2 separate regions of the Homo sapiens genome follow, and region 1 is linked to region 2. Evidence: chromatin loops called from intact Hi-C (ENCODE). Cell type or tissue: mammary epithelial cell. All regions are shown on one strand.

Region 1 (8,000 bases), 79 kb after region 2:
TGAAAAAGGGATGTCCTTCCTGCTGCTCAAGTCTCATTTTATAGGATAGAATGGATTCATTCTCATTTTTGAATGGAGCTGTAATTAACATGGTTCCTTTTGTTTAACAACCTCAATTTACATAGTACCTGCTCATTCCAGAGCATCGTTACTGGTAGCACAGCTTCATTGACTGATGTCTGAGGGCTCTGGGAATAGTGTTTGTTAATTATCTGCAGCAAACCAGGTAACTAAGGGGAGGTTCTGCTACTATGACTTTGATGAAAGTAGCACTGATGATTTTTTTAATTGCTTAATGATAGATTTGATCATCTTAAAGCAAAATAGAATACATACTCAGCTACTGAGAAGGTAGTGTTAAAACATAATTGCTTAAACACAAACATACACGCACGCAGACACACACACACACACGCGCACGCGCGTGCATAGGCCCTGCATGGTCTTTAGCTATATTTCTTTAAGAATATGTTAAGTTTACCTTCAGTTGAGATGAATGTATAATTTTTTAAAATAATGTCATCAAGTGCCTGTAAATATTTTATGGTACATAGTAAATGCTAATGTCCTCAGAGGCCAAGGAGGCTACTGTATGAAGCAGTCTAATGTTGGGGACTTAGGCAAAATGGAAACAATATGATCTGCTTAAAAGCATTTAAATTTCTATTGTTTTGGGTTTTTTAAAACGTTATTCTGGGGGCAGGATGGGAATACATCTGTGGGCCTTATTTGGCCCCGTGCTCTAGTTTTCTTATATGCTCTCTGGAGTCACTGAATTCTAATTTGTTGTTGTTGTTGTTGTTTTTGAGACAGAGTCTCGCTCTGTCACCCAGGTTGGAGTGCGGTGGCATGATCTCGGCACACTGCAACCTCTGCCTCCCAGGTTCAAGCGATTCTCCTGCCTCAGCCTCCTGAGTAGCTGGAACTACAGGCGCACGCCACCATGCCCAGCTAATTTTTGTGTTTCTAGTAGAGAGGGGTTTCACCCTGTTGGCCAGGATGATCTCGATCTCTTGACCTTGTGATCCGCCCTCCTCGGCCTCCCAAAGTGCTGGGATTACAGGCGTGAGCCACCATGCCCGGCCCAAGTTCTAATATTTTAAAGCCAAGTGGCACTAAAGATCATCTAGTCTAAGAGTCTCATTTTACATTTAAGGAAACTGAGGCCCAGAGAAAGGGAATGTTTTACCTAAATTAAACCCCAAGTGAATACTTCTTGATTTCTTTCAGTTTGCCTTAAAGACAAAGGAATTTGGAGATCATTTTAGAGTTGGTTGTATTTCTGCATTCTCCAATACAGTGACCGCTAACCACATGTAGGTACTGAGCACTTGAAATGTGGATAGTGCTACTGAGGAACTAAAGTCTTATTTTATTTTATTAATTGAAATTTAAATAGCCCCATGTGGCTAGTGGGTACTGTGTAATATTGCAGAAAGAAACTCAGAAATTAAGGTTTTTATCCCTAATTTGTTACAGCCTACCTTAAATAAATATGCTACTTTACATAAAACTCAAGAGCCAGTCAACAGAATACTTCTGTTTACCTCCTCTTCATCTTTTGTGCTAGTTTTCATACATTTCACTTCTGCATGTTATCACTATTTTTATTTTAAACGGTTACTTTGAAAGAATATAAGAGAAAAAGAAATGTTTTTATTTTTATTTACTTATTTATTTATTTTTGAGACAGGGTCTCAGTCTGTCACCCAGGCCGGAGTGCAGTGGCATGATCTTGCCTCACTGCAACCTCCGCCTCCTGGGTTCAAGTGATTCTCCCACCTCAGCCTCCCAAGTAGCTGGGACTACAGGCATGTGCCACCACACACGGCTAAGTTTTTGTACTTTTTGCTAGAGATGGGGTTTCACCAAGTTGGCCAGGTTGGTCTCGAACTTCTGACCTCAAGTGATCCGCCCTCCTCGGCCTCCTAAAGTGCTGAGATTATAGGCACATACCATCACCTGGCTAATTTTTGTATTTTTAGTAGAGACAGGGTTTTGCCATGTTGGCCAGGCTGATCCAGAACTCCTGTCCTCAAGTGATTCACCCACCTCAACCTCCCAAAGTGCTGAGATTACAGGCATGAGCCACGCACCTGGCCTGCTTTTATACTTATCCACAGATTTACCATTTCTGATGTTCATCATTCTTTCTTGTACATTCAGGTTTCCATCTAGTGTCATTTGCCTTCAGCCTGAATTATTTCCCTTAACATTACCTGCAGCTTAGTTCTGCTGGGTAATATTTTTTGGTTATCAAAGAGTATTTTTATTTCATCTTAATTTTTGAAGGCTATTATTGCTGGACGTGGAATAATAGAATGACCTTTTATTTTTTCTTTTAGCACCTTGGAAAGTTGTTCCATTGTGTGTTTGTATTGTTTCTGATGAAAATTCAGGCTTCATTCTTATTATTGTTCTCCTGAATGTATCTTTTTTTTCTGCTGTTAAGTTTTTTTTTTTTTTTTTTTTTGAGAGGAAGTCTAGCTCTGTCACCCAGGCTGGAGTGCAGTGGCACAATCTCGACTCACTGCAACCACCACCTCGCAGGTTCAAGTAATTCTCCTGCCTCAGTCTCCTGAGTAGAGTAGCTGGGACTACAGCACCCACTACCACACCCAGCTAATTTTTGCATTTTTAGTAGATACAGTGTTTCGCCATGTTGACCAGGCTGGTCTTGAACTCCTGACCTCAGGTGATCCACCTGCCTTGGCCTCCCAAACTGCTGGGATTACAGGCATGAGCCACTGCACCCAGCCAAGATTTTAAATTTATCTTTAGTTTTCAGAAATTGGACTGTGACATGACTAGGTGTGGTTTTTATTTATTTCTCTTGCTCAGAGGTTGTTAAACTTCTTTGATCTGTGGATCGGCTTTTTACAAAAATACAGATTGGAAAAGTTTGACTGTTAGTTCTTCAGATATTTATTCATACCGTTTTTTTGTCTCTAATAATCTCTTTTTCTGGGAGTCTAATAACATGTATGTAAGACCACTTGTTATAACCTCACAAGTTATTGATGCTATGTTCATTTTTTTAACTTTTTTTCCTCCTTCAGTTTGGATAATTTCTATTAACTATGTTCATGTTCAGTGATCCTTTATTCTATAGCGAAGGATATTCTATGTGGTATACCTAGTGAATTAATTTCAAATGTTATATTTTTATTCTACAATTTTATTTGGTTTCTTTTTAGAATTTCCATTTGTTTCTTGATAAACTCGTATTTTCACCGATTATGTTTACCTTTTCCTATAAATTCTTTAACACAATTATAATAGTTCTAAAATCTTTATGTGCTAACTGTAGTGACTAGGATCTATTGGGATACTCATATAGACTGTATTGTCTCTTGATTATTCTTTTTTCCTGTTTTTTTGCATGTCACAATTTTATAGTATTCCACACACTGTATAAAAAAGAACAAGGGAATCTGAAATATAACATCCTGGGTTTGTTTTTTTCCGAAAACATTTGACACTGTCTTGTATTTAGATAATAGAAGGAGCCGATTCTCCCAAAAGTTGAGTTGGTGCTGAGCTGAAGCTGTAATAAGATTGGATTCATCCGTGATTAGTGCACTCCCAACCTGTGTTTATGCTTCTTCTTACAAACAAACAAACAAACAAACAAACAAAACATATTGTCAATGTTTGAGCTGGAGTTGGTTGATCTGCAGTTGCAGATATTTTTGGGTTCACCTTTAGACTCAACTCTGACGGCGTCTTAAAATATAAGCACACAAGAATGTGTGGGAATATGTGATTTCTCTTTACTGACGAGCTCCTTCTTTATTCCCTCTTATTTGGCAAATTTGAAGATTTGGGGAGAAATATCAGACCAAGCAATTTGTTTTTGTGTTTAGAGTTCATCTAGATTCCGTTCTGTTTTGTAAGCCTACATCATCATTTAATGTTTGACTGATTTCTCTCATCCCTATAAATCCTATCTATGGCAGGCTCATTCTCAGAGCAGGTACTTGCCCTATATCGAAGTTGGTATCAAAGTTGCCACAACTGTTTGCTCCTACACAAAGTACTTGTTTCTCTCTAGAATTCATCAGAGCTTCTTTGCATCTACTTACTTCCTCCAGAAAAGTTTAGTAATTATTTTGTCTGGGTTTTTCTTGTTTCCATGGGAATGGTAATTTGCATCTTTCTGTGGCATCTTTCTACATCGTAACTGGAAGCAGAAGTTCCTCACATGTCTTAGGTTGTCAAATAATGAAAGATGTTGAAAGAACTCTCTTTTCCATTGTGATATTTTTCCAGATATCAGAAATTCAAAAGGCTCTTCATGCCTGAGTAACATCAATACAGAGGATAACCTAGCTATTCAGGGCATGATAGCTGAGTCAGTGCCCAGGAAGCTATGCTAAATGCCAAAGAGTGACTGACCCAACCACTCCATGATCAGATCCCTCCTGAGAAAGCTGTGTGTCAATCCCTCTGCTTCCTGAAGCAGCACGTTTTCTACCTTCATTAGACTCCGTGGCCAGAAGTTCCCAAGTCATGTCCAAAATTCAGTGCTCCAAATTGTTAGGAAATATTACTTCAAGGTTTTTCATCTGGTTGGTGTTCTGCAATACATATATGAAAACACACGCTTCAGCATAGCTCTTTTGCAGAACTCCTGCACTTCACAAAAGTCCTTATATGCAAACAATAGTTGTGTAACTGTGAATGTCTTTTATCTGCTACTAAAATTGTTGGTGAAGTTTTCAAGTACCAGAAGATAACCTTACCTTCTCTTAGTTCTTTAAAGACCCAACTTGCTGTTTTCACTTTTTAAAATAATTCGCTGGATACCACATTCTTAACAAAGTTTATGAAAAGAAAAATAAATATAGGTGTGCTGAGGAATAATCACTGTCTTCTGGAGAGTGTCCTGCATATTCCAAATGACTAATTTTTAAAAATGTTTTGAATGTATCAAATGGGACATTTCCTGGTGAATTAGATTTGAGGCTCGTTCCCTTTCAGCCAGTTTATAACATGATGTGAGCTTCAGTCAGTCCTAACTTCTTATAGAGAATATTTTGATCTGCTCACCTCCGAAATACAGGTCTTATAAATTTTTTTTAAAAAAAAGAGTTCATGTTAGTCCTATGTTAGACTTATACTGTTGTTCAGATGGTATTATTATTTTATGAGTGGAGAGACATGATGCTTTCAGTGATATAAGCTCTTCAAACTAAATCTTATTTTCATGATGTCAGGCCAGTCCTTTAGGAAGTATCTTGCTAGATTTGAAGTTACCTGATTCTTTCTCAATTTCTTTATGAGGCAGGAAAGTATTCAATGGCTATTGTGTATATCTTCCAAAAGATTGAAAAGTAAAGGAAATGTTAGCCAAAAACCCTTTTGCACGTGTGTTTCTCTATAAAAAGGGGCTATGGATCAAGGATATGATTGATTCTGGGTAACTGTAAAAATGAAAATTCATTTTATGTGTTTGAGAGCTCTACTCCCAGGATGATTCCCAGGACCACTGTGGAAAGGAGAGAAGTAGAGGAAGGAGCTCTTCCTTCCAGGAATTCGTTTATCATGCTCATACTGACATAGAGAATTCCAGCATACACCATCAGTTTTCATTGCCTTGTTATGCTTCCCATTGTTTCTTAATCTCAAGAAGACCCTCGCAGTCAACAAGTATAATATTTATAAAATTTATGATTTCTCAAATTATTTCAAGAGCAGCAGTATGGCTGTTCCATTCTTAAGGCCCTATGGAAGTTAAAGAACTGAAAATTTAAATATCACATCTGCCATTGGCTTAGGCCTCTGAGCTTGTGTTCTTTCTATTATGGTGTTTTTGGTGAATGCTTACATCTTCAGTTAAATTATTCAAGAAAAATAAACCTAACGATGTTTCTAATTATTTAATGAAATAATCGCTAAACCCAAGATAGTCTATATTTAAAAAATCCCCTCTAATTTGTTGTCTTGTTTTGTTTTGGTTCAACTAGAAGAGTGGGCCCCACAGTGGGGGAAAAAAAAAAAAAGCCCACATAAGTTTATTCACATGAATTTTTTTTCATTCCGTAATAGTAATCATTGTGATATATTTGGCCTGAAATTTTCTATATTAGAGCATTAAAATGGAAGATAGCAAGTTAGAAATGAAAAAAGAATTGTGTTTCCAACAGTGCATGACATTTGGGTGTTACGACCGGGATGCATACGCTCTTGCCAATATCTCTTCTCTTGCTAGATGGAGTTAGTACTTGGGATGCTGAGCTATGTCTAGGGAGGCAAGGAGATTGTGGGAGTGGTTTATAACTCCTGAAAAGACCCAAATCTTTACTTCCTGTTTGTTGATTCCTTCAGTAGCAGACTGTAGGTCCACTCAGAGTAGAGTTTTCCCCTCGGCGAACCTGATAGAAGGATGAATCTATTACCTGCTTTCTGATGTTGACTTCTCCAATGCTACACTGGATGGGCTTTAAGAGCAAGAATAGGTCGCAAACTTTATGCATACTTTATTTAATTCTTTTATTTCTTCATTCTTTCCACAGATACTTACAGGGGATATGATACTGGCCACAGACACAATAGTAATAACGTATTTCCTCTTCATTTTAGATTACATGTTATAATACCATCAATCTGAACAGGAGAAAATCTGATATAAATAGTATTTTGCTGAAATAATTGCAGTGTTCATGGTGCTCATATATATTAAAAGTTTTAAGTGAAAAAATGAATTATAATTGCTATATTATGTTGATAAAAGAAATCCAATGGAATAGTAATAACAGTATGACAAATTTGAATATTGTTGTGCAAGAAAAGAAAAAAATTCAACTTCAGTTGTTTCCTCCTTCTCCATTATTGATATCATCTTCCACTGCTGTGATGCTTCCACTAGGAGCCACATATCTTACCCAATTTTACCTTAAGGATAAATTGTATGGGGTTAATAATAAAGAGCTGGAATAAGTCTAAGAGGAGCTACTATACTGGGAAAGAATGTTAAGAATTTGTATGCTGTCAAAAATATATTTATGATAGTGTATGTAACTGTTTTCTATGAGTTGGATTTTCTGCCATGAAAGGAATATGCAGTGCTTTTTCTGATGTGCTTTGAAACACAAATTCTTCTGTTAACACTTGTCTGTAACTCTTCTGTAACACTTCTTTAACTGCTTGTTCCTCAGTGCTGGCATGGAAGCTCCATGAGTGCAAACACTTGATGTTGATTCCTGGCCATATCCCTGGCACCTGTACCTGGCACACAGTGGGGATTCAATGATTCTTTGTTGAATGCTCTGAATCTTACATACTGTATCATGACATGCCTTTATATGGTACCCTATAGCTTCCACAACATTTTTACTTAGGCTACCTCATTGGATCATAACATCAACTTGGTGAGAAAGGCAGGACAGATATTTTATCCTGTGAATAAGATTTTAGCTCAAATGGGCTACAACAAGACTAAGATAGGAGAGTGGCAAAATCATAGTAGTCCAGTGATGTTCTTATATCAATCAATTATCATTCAATAAATGCTTATTATTGTTGTAGGCTAGTCACTGTGCTAAATATTGTAACTGAATTACCTTATTGAACTCTTACAACAATCTCATGATATAGTACTATTATTATTATTGTACCCATTTATGGATAAACTGAGGCACAGTGAAGTTAGCCACACAGCTAGTAAGGGCCAGCACTGGGATTTTGGGTCAGGCAGTGTGAGTTCACAGCCAAAGCTCTCAATGTGGCCTAACTACTGCTCTATATTTTTAGGGTGTCCTTTAAAAAAAAAAGTCTAGCAGTGTGCATATATGAGCCAAATAACTACCATGGTGACTTCTTACTAACATCATTAAATTACTTGTTATTATTATAATAGATGCTTGTTTGAATGCTTATATGTTTATAAGCCAGAGATGATTGTTGTTATAGGTATGAGTAAAGAGACAATGCAAGAGGGAAAAGGAGAGAGAGATGTAGAACAAGGTAGTCAGATATTGCCAAGATTATAAGAGAGG
Region 2 (8,000 bases):
CAAAGGCCCAGCTGAGGTTAGGAAGCATTAATGTGTATTGGGCTCAATAACATGGTTTCACAGTTCTCCCCAGGATTGCTTGGCAGACCAAGAATGGAAGCCAAGAAAGTGAACAGTGGAAAGTTGATGCCTTTTGAGAACTAGCAGACTAGGAGTGACAGGAGAACAAAGAGGGAGTGACTGTAGGGTAGTAGGGAGTGCAAAGTTGAAATGGCTAACTGTGGGAGGCAGGCCAGATGGGGAGGCAGTGAAAGGCCAAATCAGGGTGACAGATAGGAGGAAAAGGGGGGCATCAGGTGATTGACATTTCACAGTGTGCATAGAGAACCAAGAAGGGAAAGAAGGAATGTGGGAGTCTGGTTGACTAAATGGAGATTTTGAGAATTTCAAGATTTTGAATATAGAATATTTAGGAATAACTACGTACTGGAATTACGAATGTACATGTCTTCTTAGAGGGCAGTGTATATAGCCTGATAGTCCATAGCAATAGATTTGGATCTGAACCCAAGACCTACTAGCATTTATACACCATATGATCATGCTAAATATAAGTTTGCATTTCCCACATGCACCCTGCATAGTTCCTAGGAAGATCAACTCTATGGATCACACCAGTGGGCTCCGCATGCCTTCTGGGTTCCAGTTAGGTCACCCCGTGGGAGCTCTGGCAGAAGATGGAACACAGGGAGGAGAGTGTAGTCCAGGTATGAATTCACTTGGTTCTCTTCCTCTGGGATTGCAGTGGGCTGGCTGCATCATTCTCTCTGCATAGCCCTTTCTTTCAGAGTCCTGATAACTCCTCCCTCCCTTCCCATATTCAAGCCTAGGGGTGATAACTTGTCCACTGTTACTTGCCCCAGGTTAGTGTGCCAGGCCTTGTGGTTTCCCACGCCTTTTAAATTATCTCTGTTACAAGGTCTGCTTAAATTACCAATTTGAGTATGTGGTCTGATTTTTATTGGGACTCATAAAAATCACCTTGTGTAAGTTACTTAGGCTTTCAGCCTCACTTTTCTAATCTGCAAGATTGAGATAACAGAAGTACCTACCTTGTGGGTTTGGTAGACAAATTAGATGTGATAATGTGAAATCCTTATACAATGCAAGGTATATATTAATAGTAAGCTCTTGATAAATTATGATGATGATGATTGATTATGATGATGATGATGCAGATATAGACACTGGAATTTCCATTTATGTTTATAGAGATCTATAGATCAGCGACAGCATTCCTGTTAGCAAATAGCACTTCCTGATGCGTCTTCATCAATGGCAGAATTTAAGGGGCAAATTGAAGAGGGAGGACACTAGCCACCTCCATAATCTCTATTAGCACCTCCCCTGAAAGGCACTTTAGGTTGATAGTATCACAACCTAATATGTGGAAAGAAGAAACTTAATAGGCAAAATGCTCTAAACTACAATTGGAATATCTTTACTATAACATCTAAGTAAAAATAACATGTTTGATGTGCAAATGCAACTTCACGGCAATATCTCTGACTTACCTCCTTGACACACCTTTCTGTCTTGATGCTAATTTCTGTCTTAGTCAGCTCAGGCTACCATAACAGAATACCACAGGCTGGGTGGCTTAAACAACAGAAATTTATTTCTCCAGTTCTAGAGGCTGGAAGTCTGAGATCAGGGTGCCAGCATGGTGGAATTCTGGTGAGGACTCTCTTCCTGGCTTGCAGATGGCTGTCTTCTTGCTCTGTCGTGGAGTTAGAAAGAGAGAGAAGGACACTCTCTCCTGTCTCTTCTTATGCGGGCACTAATCCATCATGCAGACCTCGATCCCATGACCTCATGACCTCCCCAGTGTGCATTCTCCAGATATATTACATTGGGGATTAGGGTTTCAATCTATGAATTTTAGTGGGCAAAGACATTCAATCCATAGAATTCACCTCTTGTTCCCCCAAATATATGTTCTCCTCACATGCCAAGTACATTCCTTCCACCCCAGCAGCCCCCAAGGTCGCTGTTAAGTATGGAAATTGTGGAACCATCTCTGGTCATCTTGCTTGTGAGCCCTTCTCCAGATCTCATGGTGACATAGCTAGTGGAAACCTTTGAGGGCATGGCTGTGCCTTTTAGGTGGTAGAAAAGTAGTGATTTTAAAGACTTGTGGTCCAAGAATGACTTTGGTAGAGAGGAAACTCCAAAACGCTTACCTTGTTAAATTTGTTATGACCTAACAAGGCAATACTTAAACTTGAAGTGTTCTAAATTATTAATCTATAATAGTGATGCCATCTTATACTTGATTAGTGCCTTTTAACTTAAACGTGTTTTTAGTCACTTTTTTAACGTATAAATATTATTATATTGTAAATATAACTCCTCTGTGAGGTCAGCCACCTGGAGACCACCACTGTGCACCAGCTTTGAAGAACACCAGTAAGTATCTCTTGGCTGTAAAAAACCTCCAAGAAAATAAGACCCTCTAAATCTCCATCAGTGACCTGCCCAGCTTTACCACTGACCATGATGCCCAGGAAGGGAGGCACGTTTGCTGATACATGTATTCAATACTAGAGCAGTTCTGTAAACTCTTCCCAAATCGTTTAAGTGGTTTCATGTTTCATGTCTTATATGCATGTGGGCATCTTATAGAGATAAAGAAAGGAAAGGGGAGCGATAAAAGGATAAGCGATGATCAAGAGCAGAGTTCTTGGAGCTCAACTCGTACTTTCATGATTCTCTTGTGCCTTCTGGCCCTGGGTGCTGATAATAACAGCAGAGGATTTGTATGGCTTTACTCACCTAGACACCATATGTAGTTTTAAGCCCGGATAACAACTTCGGTTTGGTAATGTCTTCTTTTTCATTTTCTCAGGTCCCTAAGTTTGATTTTAGAAAACCCTCAAATCTGAAGGCCATTTCTCTGTTGGATATGTTTGTGTGTATATCCGCTTTATCAGGAATGCGGTTGCATTCAGGTCTGTTGTCCTAAGCGCCTTTGTTTGTGGCTGCATTCCATGCAGTTCCGTCTTTCAGTCCTATGTATTTACTAACTATTCAAATGCCTTGTGGTATTCACACACAGATTATGTAAAATAAAAAAATACATTATTAAGGCTGTGGGTGCTGTGAATGGATTATTACAATTTGCCTATCATGGTAATGGCACCTGTTAGAGGTGTGATACAAAAGGCAGTGACAGGCAGTGTAATTTAGTAATTGTGGCCATTGTACTGTATGGCTGGTCAGTTCACCAGGCAAGTACAAAGGAAGCAGTGTTATAGCAGAGCAGGGGTGGGTACGCTTAATAGAGAGAGCTAGTTGTGTACTGAAAGAGACTTTTGGTGGAAGGCTAACTCCCAGGGGGCAACTTAGAATGAGTTGAAAAGAATGAACAAAAGTACAAAAATGGTACAGGTTTTCCTATTTCAGCTCTTAAAGTGACAGACGAGTTACGTTGGTGCACATTGCCAGCACTTTCTCTTACTGCCAAAACAGCTTTTTTCTCCCAGAATACCCAAAGTTGCCTTGTCATATGGCAGTCACATATAATGTTCTCTTTTCTTCTCCTGTATGTAAAACACATTGTGTCAAAGTTCAGATCTAATTGGCATAGGGGCAAATGCACTGTATTCAAGAAAACCATTTGTTTAGCATCTACAATAGTATTTAAAGAGCACATAAGTAAACAGATTCAGAAGGGATATAGATTTATGTATCCTTTTTCATTAATTCCCCTCCTCTCCGTAGTATTATTATGGTAGTATTTTGGGTGGTTTTGCTACTAGTCTGGACATTCTAGCATCCTGCAAGTCATTGTAATTAAGGCAGAACTTTGACATCAGAATAGATAACAGAAATTAACAGTCAGAATTTATGGTACATATTTTCTCCTTGCCTTCTTGTGAACTCTGGAAGTCAAGCCATTTTTCAGGGCACTACTGAGAAATACTTCAGAGGAGGAATGAGTAAGAGCACAACGAAAAGGATCAAGCATGCCAAGATGACTTTTGTATCACAAAGTAATATATTGTGGGTTCACTTCTGGAGAGAAGATGAGCTGACTACTGGGCATCGCTCGCCTGTCAGGTATGCTTCCAACATACAGGCATGCGCCATTGGAAGCAGCAGCTTCCTCCACAGCTGACTTGCTTGCCTTAGTTTTCTGACCCAATTCAAATTGTGACCGACAACAAACTAAGCTTCTCAGATCAGACATTGACTGCGTCTTATGGACCAGCTACTGTACTAGACTCTTGATAAGCATTTCCTCCTTTAATCTTTGCACCAACCCGTGGAGTATAGATAGAATTATTGTCCCCATTCAACAGAGAAGGAAATGTAGGCGCAGGAGGTTCCATAGCCTCCTTACATGCAGTGAGTTGGGATAGCATATTCACATTCTCTCTATGGAGAGAGATAGTGAGGGGCAGGTACCAAAATAGTACATTTAAATCTGTAGTCTTTTGAAGTAAAATAACCATGATGTATTTAGAATGTTATTTGACAGGCTTTTGAAAACAGAATTGTGAAAATTAGTCAGAAGACTCTGGAATCTTAACATGGAGTAGTATCTGCATTTTGTTGCAGAAGTCATTTTAATAACAAGGATTACACAAACTAGCTTCTTTAATTGAGGGTGGATCAACTTATGTAGAATATATAATGCTACTGGGAACCATCCCAGTTTTAATAAAGGGCCACACAGAAGAAAATGTATGCTACAAAATGTCGATTCACATCTCCTAACTTGTGTAAACAGTGTCGCAGACAGTACGAGACATGAATGGGCGAGGTGCACCACTGTTATGAATCACTCCAGCAGGGCTTTGGCCATCAGCCTGATGAAACAGGCATGCCACTTAGGATGCCAACTGAATAGATTCAGTTGTGTGATATTTAAAACATGATTTTGTACTTTTTGCTGCTCAGAACAGCTATTACAGCTTGTTACTTTTTTTTTGCACCAGTTTTGACATCTGAACATTCTTAACTGAAAAAGAATGTCATTTTCATGAAAGAACTTTCTGTACAATAAAGTTAGCATTTAGAGTCATCCTAACATATGCAATGATTTGCCAAGCTTGAATATTCTTATAGGCATAAGTTTCCTTTTCTACTTCCCAGAAATCATTCCAAAGTTTGCAGAGAAGGCACAGGGAAAGATATGGGAGTTTATTTCTGGCATCAAGTGGTACAGAGAAACAACAAAAGATTGTGGATTTCTTTTTTTTTTTTTTTTTTTTGGTTGTGTCACATACACCCTCGCCGCCTCTTTGCACCATGTCGGTAACTTTGGAAAGAATTAGCATATTGACATAGAGTACATAAACAGTATTCCAAAACTGTAATATAGCATTCTAGCATAAAAAGTGTTGGGTGTTTCGGACAGACAGAAGCTGAATCAGAAATCAACATTATCTAGCCTTAAAGATTGCAGTTACTTCTGATAAAACCACTTGGGCTTCCTCAGAGGTCAAGGATGTGCCTGCAAACCCATGTGCTCATCAGACTGTTGGAGTCAAGTCCTCTGTTTGTATACAGTGTATAAATGGTAATATGGGTAAACACTGCCCTCTCAAACCACATAATTACGTCGATTGCTGAAAAAACCCAGAAATGTACCAAAATATCACAGGGAAGCTATTTCTAACACGACTTTGCTCTTTATGGCTAAGTGGCATAAAGAGTGGCTTTTTTTTTTTCCTTCTAAATTATGTGTTCTTGTTTCAAGCATTGAGATGATGCAAAACAGATTTTTGTGGCAACATTCTTTTTCGCAGCCAAAAAAGCATTCAAGGAAGCTCTGTACTCCTCCTTGGTTGCTATTTATTCTGGACCTTTTGTATTATCCGTGTAAACTCATTTCATTTTAAAATAAGAACTAACCTTCTTTGGGTTGTTTTTCAGCACTGCTAATAGTGCCAATAAAATAGCTAATTATGGTGCGAAGTGGGCGTTTTTAAATGATTCGTTAAAACTGAGAAGGAATAAGTGAACATTACAGGTGCAAAAGAGAACCTTTTTCCTTAGTTTTCCTGCAATCCTCTGTATAAAGCCTATTTTCAACAGAGACCCACTAGTTTTTCAACTGGATAAAATAAAGGATAATTTTGACATTGCATGTGACCTGTAATCTCAAAAGCAAGTAATACTTTCTCAGTCTTCCTTATCTCTTTTTGTCCTCTCTTCATCCTTTCCTCTTCTTTCTTTGTTCCTGCTGCCTCTCTGTGTACCCCGCTGCCTCCTCTAGCCGATCTCCTTAGAAACAATTGTGGTTAACAAAGTCGGAAGTCAAAACAGTTACTCTCATAGCCATGGTAAAAAAGACCAAAGTAAACAAATTCAGAATTTCTCATTTCCAACATCTCCATTTTGCACATCCTATTATTATAGCACTTAGTTTTAGGGTAACCACTGGTGATTTAGTCGTCTAAAAATGGCCAGTGGTTTTGAGCAGCAAACATGTTTCATTCTTTCATGGACCTTGAAATTTAAACTCAGAAATTCCACATCCATAAACTTAGCTTGTTCTAGCACTATTCATTTATATATGTAAGTTCACATTTTCATTTGTTTGTCTTTGACTTTCCTAGGCATTGCATTTAGGATCTGAGTAGGGTTTTGTATGTTTCAGTTGGGCCCTGACACTATGTATGGAATATATATTTCTTTTACAGGGATCAACATCTGTTGCTGCAATAATGTTTTAATTAAATAAAATTTGTGGGAAATTATGACTTTTCTGCTTGTGCTACTTCCAAAAACATGCCCAAGGTTTCGTAGCTCTATAAATGTTCTGAGTAAACATTGTTTTCCAAAGATTCATTTCACAAATTTAATACTTGCCATGTACCTACTGTTGCAGTAGTTAGTCACTGTGGAAAACTTCAGAAGTGTATATTGTATGTTCTTGCCCCAAAGAGCTTATAACATAGGAGAAGGAAAGTTAAACAATACCAAATTAAAAGCTGGCATAAAAAAATAAGTCAAACTGTGACTAAGAGAAAGTAATTGGAAAGAATATTAAATTAAAAGGACTCCTTTACATTAATGAAGCAAAAAGGAGAGAAAGATAATAAACTTTGATGAAGACCAAATGGCTATGTTAAACAGAATTTCTAAAATTTGATATCAAAAGGTACCTCTGCAGAAAATGTTGAATATTTACTACTATTTAAGTTGCACTTCTTGGACAACTAAATGTAATGACATTACCTATGCCTGTTCCCATAATTTGAATATTAATTAGCAAATGTACAGATACAATTAGAACTAAGAATTAGACTGGAATTATAAAAATAGATTACAAAAAATTAGTAAGATTTTCATAAAGGTTTTTTCCCCTCAGTATTAGGGGAGAAAATGACTTTTAGACTTCCTTCTTCTCCTCCCTCCCTCCAAATTCCTGGACTGTTTGAAGTGCTTCTGCTGCCTTCTTACATTCTTAATGCAGTACTTTATTCAAGAGAAGTGGTTTTTTTTTTTTACCCTTAACTTATGCTTTGTTGGTTTTAGTAAATTAAGGTTTAAATGCCACTTCTTTCCCATTGAAATGAAATTAAAAACCACTGCTACTCTGATGTCATAAAGGAAAAATGAAGTGGATTAAGATGGCAAAATGTGTAAAGAAAACCTGATGGGGCTTTTAAAGGAGCTTGTGCAGTATCTTCTAACTTGAACTTAGCTTCAATTGTGTGTTCAGCTTCTCTACATTGAGCTTAAGTTTTATGAAAAGAAAAAGGTAGACAGGCAACAGAAATATATAAATGAAAATCTAAGTGGCCTAGAGCAAAAAGCAATAAACTATAGTTTGTTTTTCCAGCTAATCTAAAATAATTGTAATTGGGCCATACCATTATGAAGTTTTTTTTTCTCTTGAAACAATAAATAAATAAAAACTTAAAATGCCTAATTTTTAAAGCAAGGCAGTAACAAAAGTAGTCAATATAATAAATTTCAGAGTATCACTTCACAGTAGTATATTTGTAGGAAGTACTACTTGTTGAATATTTGAAGTCATTCAG

What was found. A loop is a pair of places that touch in the nucleus more often than their neighbours do. Peaks named below come from ENCODE experiments on the same cell type or tissue, not always from the same donor. Only the 100,000 strongest peaks of a DNase experiment are listed, where the experiment ranks them.
Region 1: it touches region 2 in a loop (6-fold over the local background); 2 of 110 quality-filtered maps call a loop at or near these places.

What each region holds. Positions count from the first base shown.
Region 1 is chr10:112,659,313-112,667,312 of GRCh38, forward strand. The region is part of intron 5 of VTI1A (vesicle transport through interaction with t-SNAREs 1A); the gene reads left to right. Among named protein-coding and RNA genes, the nearest start is that of MIR4295, 29 kb to the left of the region's middle. In mammary epithelial cell, no CTCF peak of the experiment used is centred here; a DNase peak (open chromatin) is centred at 4,399; H3K27ac peaks cover 1,078 bases.
Region 2 is chr10:112,580,465-112,588,464 of GRCh38, forward strand. All of the region lies in intron 5 of VTI1A (vesicle transport through interaction with t-SNAREs 1A), which reads left to right. Among named protein-coding and RNA genes, the nearest start is that of MIR4295, 50 kb to the right of the region's middle. In mammary epithelial cell, no CTCF peak of the experiment used is centred here; a DNase peak (open chromatin) is centred at 4,777; H3K27ac peaks cover 598 bases.